2 separate regions of the Homo sapiens genome follow, and region 1 is linked to region 2. Evidence: chromatin loops called from intact Hi-C (ENCODE). Cell type or tissue: GM12878. All regions are shown on one strand. Region 1 overlaps B4GALT6 (beta-1,4-galactosyltransferase 6). Region 2 has its middle 31 kb from the start of SLC25A52.

Region 1 (4,000 bases), 150 kb after region 2:
AACTATTGATTTATAGAACAAACAACTCTCTGGAGATTATATGCCTTAAATTTTACTTGAAATGTTAGAAAAATATAAACGTAGGTAATTCATAGGTTTTGAATATTTGTTATTTTAAGAATTATATTTTAATAGAAAAAGTAAAATCCTAAATCATGTCATGTGATACATTATCATCCATAGCACAATAAGCCTGTTGTTTGGGCCCATGCATGCCTGGCTTTCCCAGATGGGCAGCATTGCTGCATATCTTGCAAATTCAGCATTAGGATATAGTAAATGTCCTACATAACCAATGGTGCAACTAAGTTACCCTCACACATGATAGAAGCAGTTTGGCACACACGACTGGAAGGTAGCTTCCAGCTGACTTGAGTTCCCTGTCCTTCACCTTGACCTTCTAGGTACTTGGCAGCCCCTCCACTCTTCAGACACTCAGTTCTCCTGCTCTTTCCTTTCTAACCCCAGCGCCACCTTCAAAATAGTGAAATTCAGTATTTGGTAAATTATATTATTTACATTTGCTGATTGTGATTACACTGCTGGGTAAATGGATTTCAGTCAACATATTTATTTTCTGATCTTTAAATCTCTAACTGGGAAAGAAACCACTTGTGCCAGTTAAAAATCTTAGATTTATACTATTACATCTGGGATTAAGAACAACAACAACCAATCTCAGATTCACCACAGAGGAGAGTGAAGATTGGCTCTCCATGGAGTTCAGTGGATCTCTTCAGTTGCCCTTGAAATCTCAGCGAGTGAAATAAAGGGGACTGGCCCAGTTGATGGTGTCCTTCTTTACAAGAAGGACATTCCCTCTCTAGCTTCATTCATAGCAGGTGGTTTTCCGATGCCTTTTGTTTTGTTTTTAAAGCAGTGGAAGGCTTTCTTGAGTGAAACCTAAAGGGGACAAAAGAGTACGCGAAAGAGATGAAAGTGGCTGTGTTGGGGGAGCCTGAGTCCTCCCTTCTCCAACCACAGGATCCCTGAGAGAGGTCCTTCCCAAGGACGGTTTGGAAACCACACCATCATTAGTTTATCTGCAGCATACTTCTTCCTGGCCACTCTTTTTATAACATGACCTTTTCCCTTCCCTTCCTATGTACAGGATCTTCTCCCTAATACCACTCCCCACAATGATGAATGTTTGTTCTTCCTCTCTCTGATCACACTTTCGCTGTTCCCAGTGGTGGCAATACTTGTCCTGGGAGGCCTGTCCCCTACACTCCCCAGTATAGCGATGTTGCTCTTATCATGGGTAGCATGCCACCAGGTCAATCTTTAGCCTTCAATGAGCAAATTACTAGGATTTCAGAGCAAAGGGCAACAAGCACATAGGAAAGCTCCTGATGGACTCTGAGGGGTGTGGATGGGGTGGGGGAGGTGCACAACCCCGAGGAGTGTGAACTTAGGATACCTCAGGCATGGGGATAGTGATGGACAGAGGAAGCCCTCTCTATTGAGGGAAAGAAATAAAGCCTGTCTCTTGCCAGCACATATGCGTTGGAGATGGAAATTAAACTGCAAATGATGCTGGAGAAAACTGCTGACAATAATGATGATTACAGCTGTTGAAGCAATAAAGCTGGAAAAAAGACAAAAAATGTGGTTTAACAGTGCAGAAAGAATACCAGCTTCAGTTACTTATATGAACTGCTTATTATTTAGCCTAATTACTATCATTTTAGCAATCATGCATACTATTAAATGTATCAGATTTATTTGTGTAAATTTTATTTGATTACAATGTTAGATTCTGTTCTTTGTCAGCTGAGTCATGATAGTCTGTACTTATGTTTACTGATCAATCTTACATTTTACTTACTCTTTCTCTGCAAGTTCATAGGTTTCTCTTTCTTTTAGATGAATCTGACCTTTCTAAGATTAGCTAGTTTGTGTATCTTGTCACGCTGAAGGCTGAGTGTTTGGTTATAAAAGACTGCTTATGTTGTCAGTAGAACAGGCAGGCATTAGAAGATTGCAATTCTTTTTCTAACTTATTCTGGGAAGCAGGTATTTCGATGTAAAATACTCTAGCATGCCTGCGTGGAGGCTACAGACAGCTCTGCCTGGTTAGGATGAAGTGGGGACAGGAAGAGAGGCCATTGTGAAAACTCCTAAAATATAGAATAGCAGGAGCAAAGAGGCTCTCTAGAGAGGAACTGAGTGTTTTTATATGAAATTGTGGCCACATGAAACTCAGAAGACTCGAAATGGGAAACCTCAACATTTGTTGGTTTGTATTTTATGAGATGAGGTCAGAGAGAAGAATTTGGCTGGAGGGCGCTCCAGAGCAATTTGTACCTATTTGGAAGTTAACGGATGACATTAAAACTGCTAAAAGATGATCTGTAGTTTCAATAGCCTTTTACATCCTGTTCTAACAGTGAAGTCATTGAAGATAGCATTGCTTTGAAGGGATGTTAGTGATCATGCAGCTATTTTAATTCAGGGGGAGATAAAGAGGCTTCTTGATTCTTAGTTCTCTTTTGGGGTTAACGGAAGTGGTTTTCCATTCAAGATTCATTCCTGTTTCAATGGTATACATTAGAAAAGCTACTAGTAAGAACACCTCCAGTAATGTCATATATTTGTTAATTTGGAGAATGAGTGCCTGTTAGACCAGGAATACCTCAGAAGTGGTTTTTCAGTTTTGTATGCCAAGGGGCCTGATATATGGTAAGTGCTCAGAATCAGTACTTTGAATTATGTTTGCAAATTCCCTCTCTTAAGAAATGTCAGTAGGTAACAGTAATAGTAGCTAACATTTGTTGGTTGTACCTAATGCCTGACACGGCATATGATCCTTCACACAGATGATTTCTTGGAATGGATACAACCACCTTGGGAGGCAGACATCACTGTCCTTTTTACAGAGGAGGAGGCTGAGGCACAGAGAGGTTAAATCATTTTCCCAATAGACAGAAGCTAGGAATCAGTTCCCAGTCAATCTGACTGCTTATTTCATTGTTAAGTACTGTGCCATTGTGTCCCCTGTGTTGAAAATGTTAAAATTAAAAATGGTATTAAAATATTTGAATAGTTGTTAAATTGCAGTGTTAAGTTATAATGACATGCAAACATTTTCCAAATAATACTAAATTATTCAATATATTACCCAAAAGCAAAACGGTTTTTAAAAAGAATTTGATTTTCTTTGGCCGATTTACCAAACATAGAAGGGTGACCATATATATTATCATTGAAACTAAAAGTGAAAGGGAGCGCTATTCATAATTTTGTGGTGGTAACAGGAGTAAACTGTATTGTCCTGGCAACTAAGATATGCCATCACCCTGCTGATTATTATTTGTTCTACTAGATCTTTGAGGCAAAAAATATTAAAACAATTCTTTACATTTTTAATTTGTAGGAGGATTCCTCAATGTCAATGTAAGCGAAGTCAGTTTTGATGAAATTCATCAACTCTTCTCCAAGGATTTAGATATTGAGCCAGGGGGTCATTGGAGGCCAAAAGACTGTAAACCCAGATGGAAGGTGAGGTAAATTCTTTTCATAAGCAATTTGATTGTTACTGAGCATTTGAGGAAAGAATGTGCTTGATTCAGAATACAGAGACAAATGTCTTTAAGTCTTGATAAATTTAAAACATCAAAAGTTTTGTCTTTAATGTTTACTATTTATAATTCAAATGTGATTTAAGTGTTATGTGTGAAGACTGTAAATGCACCTGTGTAGATACAAAATAGATGCTCGGTTCATTCTCTTTGAGTTCCTGGTAATAAATACGTGACTTGAGTTTGGCTTGGAAAATAGATTTTTTTGTTGTTCTGTTCTGTTTGGAAGAGAGGCTGTGAGTTCCCTGCCTCCTGCAGCTGTCCCTAATGATTACTGACACCTGCAAGCATAGCCTCACCAGTTTCTGAATTGTGAGAACTCACTGGGAGGATATTAATATCCCGATTTTCAGTTTGTTCTGGCATTGGGGTCTTCAAGCTCTGTTTCTCAGAATCCAAGATTATAAAGAGGCTGCTCA
Region 2 (4,000 bases):
TCCACCTCATGCTGTCTGATCTGTCCCCATTAAACCAGGCTAACGGGTTTTTCTTAACAACAAAGACCAGCAGATGGTTTCTGATGTCAATGATGTTCATCTCGTATTCTGGTTTGGTTTGCTTTCACTACCTCCCTTCTCTGCTTTGAAGGTTATTTTTTCCTCAGTTTCAGGGTCAAGGAGACTCATAAAAATATGCAAGGCAAATAATGTTTTTAAAATGTAGCCCATTTTCACCTTTTTTATGTCTCATTGGCTGTAATGTGTGTTTGTAGAGACAAAGTGTATCCATTTTGCTTCACCAGCTAACAATACAAAGAATGATAAATGGCTGTTATTCCTCCTCCTCCTCCTCCTCTTCCTCCTCTTCCTCCTCCTCCTCTTCCTCCTCCTCCACTTCCTCCTCCTCTCTTCCTCCTCTTCCTCCTCCTCTCTTCCTCCTCCTCCTCTTCCTCCTCCTCCTTCTCACAGTCTTCTCTTCTGAGAACCTGGCCCCAGTAGTGTTACCTTGCCTGAGGACTCCTTGCTGAAGGAGGAAAGGAGTAGGTACTGTAATTCTTTGTCTAGTTATTACCCAAATGAAAAATTCCAAGATAAATAGTGCTTGCATCTCAAAGGGTGAAAGGATAGAACAATGGCCTTGTGCTGTTTCTATATACTCTCTGTAACAACCCAGGCATAGGATGGCACCAAATCAGGAGGAATATAAAGGGAAGGTGTTCAAGGCAAGTAGGAAAGTGCAATGGCATGAGGAGGCTTGACAAGAAAGGGCAGACAAAGCTGCGGAGACAAGCTTCTGGTTTGGATCAGCAATCCTAGAGGGGAAATGTCTTTGAATTGGAAGCTGAAGATCTGGGTGCTAGATCAGTTCTATAGTTCTACTAGTACTAAAATCTTGCCTCAGTTTCCCTCAGCAATATAACACCACTATCTTTCCTCAGCATATAAGAGACATATGAAGCCCTTTGTAAACTGTAAAGCAGAATCTAAATAAATATGAAGTCTCAAGAGCCATACACTAGAGATAGCCCAGGTGGGAGCTACCTGTGGAATTAGGAAGCAGCTGTCCTCTGCTCTCTTTTTGCTTTTCCAACCTGCATTCCTTCTTTTCCATAAACCACAGCTTCCCAGAAAAGTACTCTCTGGTGACTGAGTTTCTCAGATTCAGTGTTTCTTCTTCCCAGGCTCTGGGTTTCTTCTTCCTGGGCTCTGATGAATGGCTTCTCATTATCCAATACCCATCTATTACCGTCACATAGACAACATCCTCTGCTCACCTATTCTGTCTCCGATGTGTCCATAGCAGTGATAAAGCTAGTCTCCTTTTGTGTCCAATCAAGCATCAGTTGCCCTTATGTGTTATTCCTGTTTATGGCCTGGGAGAAAGTATAACCTCTAAAGTAACCTTTGAACAGGGTGAATCACATCTGTTATGTTGTAATTTATTGGTTTAACACTCAGGAGTCAATATTGTATCTCCTTAAAATTTATCTGGGCACATTTCACAGTCACATCCATATACTTGGCATCTTTAGAAGGTGGAAGTGTCAAGAAAAGGGAGGTTTTAAGACTGAGGGTAGTGTTGGCTTTTGCTATTGCAGTGTCTGAGCCGTGAAGCCACATCACATGGTGAGTGTGAGGGTTCCTCCCCTGCGGGGAATACCTGTTTCTACTGCCAGTCATCCTGAGGTAGGACGGAGTGGGAGAGGACATCCCCTCGGGTGCAATTGGGTCTGAACTTAATTTGTGGGGATGCCTAGAGGTGCCTGGGGAGTCAGGCCTACTCTTATTATGAGGAGGTCTATTGCAAGCTCTCCAGGAACTCTTGAGGTTATGGTCAGTAGCAGTTATAAGATAGTTTCCACATCATTTTCTGTCTTCCTACTTTACTAAAAATTAATAAAAGCCACTGTCTGGTCTGAACTGTCCTCCGGGGAATTAGTGGCAACAGGGTCCCCACACTGAGGGCAGAGTGGAAGCATTAGAGTGGGCATCATGAGGGACAGCTGTCCCCACCAGGTGGCTATTTTACAAAGATGGTCAGTGTTGAGGGTTAAGAAGCAACAGGGATCTGTGGCATAGTTCCCTTGAGGCAAGACCTAGAGAAACTCCCACAAATAACTGGCAAGGCGCTTTGAAGGAAGTGGACCAGTGGGTGTTAGAGTCATAATAAGTTGAATAAGCAAAGAGGATGTAAACCTATTTTGTGGTCACAGGCCCATGTCACTGGCAGCATTGAGTTACAGCAATGTCTTTCAATACTCTCCACTTCTCTTTCTTTTAAAACCATGCTCACCAAGTGACCTTCAGATAATAATTTAGCTTCCCAAATATTTGCCAACAGGGAGAGAATGCACTGGCATCGACGGAGTGCGCTCCAGTTCTCCTGGAGGCTTTATTTTGCTATGTTAATCAAATTATTCTTCTGGTCTACACAGCAAATTTTTATGAGTTTGGTAAATATGAGTCAGTTCTGGAATGATTATCTATCATGTAAACAAACAAAATTAGATTTTAGTCCTGCAAAGACGAAGGTGAGATCCTGGGCCATGCCCTCTGTGTTAGTCTCCTAGGGCTGCCATTACAAAATACTGCAGACTGGATGGCTTCAAAGAAGCTTATTTTCTCTCAGTGATGAAGGCTGCAAGTCCAAGATCAAAGCTCAGGCCCAGTTAGATTCTCCTGAGGCCTTTCTCCTTGCTTCGCAGGTGGCTGCTTTCGCACTGTGTCCTCACATGGTCTTTCGTCTGTGAGTGTGCACCCCTGGGGCTTCCTCCTCTTACAAGGACACTAGTCGTGGGGGTGAAAGGATAGAACAGTGGTGGTGTGCGGTTTCTATATACTCCTGTAGCAACCCAGGCACAGCACCACGAAGGATGGCACCAAATCAGGAGGAATAGAAAGGGAAGGCTTTATATGCAACTATCCTTTGGGTCTAAGGCAGGTTGTGACATTAGGCTAAAAAGACTGCCATTTAATGGCAGTATGAGCAAAATGAGGTAATGACTTCATTTAACCTTAATTACCTCTTTGGAGTCCTTATCTCCAAATACAGTCACATTAGGGATTAGGGATTCAACATATGACGGGTTGGGGGAGGCGGGCACACAATTCAGTCCATAACACCCTCACTCTCCTGTCCCCCACTCCAGGAATACCACTCCGTGAGGCCTGAAAGAGCTAATTGCTTTCCCTAAATGACCCCTGTCTTTTAACCCCTCTCTATGGACAACATCACCTCCCCGCACCTTTCCCTGTTGTCACCATTGATTGAACATCAGGAATCTCCCAAACACATGATGACTCTCACCCCAGAATCAAATCCTCCTTTCTACCCTCACTCCTGCTGCCACCCTGGGTGACTTCCATGAGTGTAAGACCCCACGCCCCAAACTCACATCTTTACAACCATCTCTGTTAGACCTGTGTGTTCAGGTTGACCAGTTGAACTACTCCTTTCTTCAGCATTTTCAGCTCGTAGATCCATTGTGGTTCCATACAACTCATTTTGTAGGCCTTCAATCTTGGATACATCTTAAAGTCCACTTTCTATTCTCCAACAACAGGGGGCTGAGTGTTTCTGGAGAAAATCTAAGTCTTTAGATTAGTACAACAATTAATCTACAGTCTATGACCTCATTTGGTCATCAGAGAAAATTCATTTTACTTTCCTCTCTCTTTTTTTTTTTTTTTTTTTGAGACAGGGTTTCACTCTTGTTGCCCAGGCTGGAGTGCAATGGCACAATCTCGGCTCACTGCAACCTCTGCCTCCCACGTTCCAGTGATTCTCCTGCCCCAGCCTCCTGAGTAGCTGGGATTGCAGGGGCCTACCACCACGCCCAGATAATTTTTGTATTTTTAGTACAGACAAGGTTTCACCATGTTGGCCAGGCTGGTCTTGAACTCCTGACCTCAGGTGATCCACCTGCCTCAGCCTCCCAAAGTGCTGGGATTACAGGTGTGAGCCACCGCATCTGGCCTAACCTTCCTCTCTTAATGC

What was found. A loop is a pair of places that touch in the nucleus more often than their neighbours do. Peaks named below come from ENCODE experiments on the same cell type or tissue, not always from the same donor. Only the 100,000 strongest peaks of a DNase experiment are listed, where the experiment ranks them.
Region 1: it touches region 2 in a loop (2.6-fold over the local background); 1 of 110 quality-filtered maps calls a loop at or near these places.

The regions. Positions count from the first base shown.
Region 1 is chr18:31,644,856-31,648,855 of GRCh38, reverse strand. It overlaps B4GALT6 (beta-1,4-galactosyltransferase 6), which reads left to right. Exons shown (of 9, transcript NM_004775.5): 4 at 3,377-3,501. Among named protein-coding and RNA genes, the nearest start is that of B4GALT6, 38 kb to the left of the region's middle. In GM12878, a CTCF peak has its summit at 2,296; no DNase peak of the experiment used is centred here; H3K4me3 peaks cover 674 bases; H3K27ac peaks cover 3,265 bases.
Region 2 is chr18:31,790,125-31,794,124 of GRCh38, reverse strand. No RefSeq gene overlaps it. Among named protein-coding and RNA genes, the nearest start is that of SLC25A52, 31 kb to the right of the region's middle. RefSeq lists an enhancer at 1,495-1,554. In GM12878, no CTCF peak of the experiment used is centred here; DNase peaks (open chromatin) are centred at 1,724 and 2,174; H3K27ac peaks cover 1,008 bases.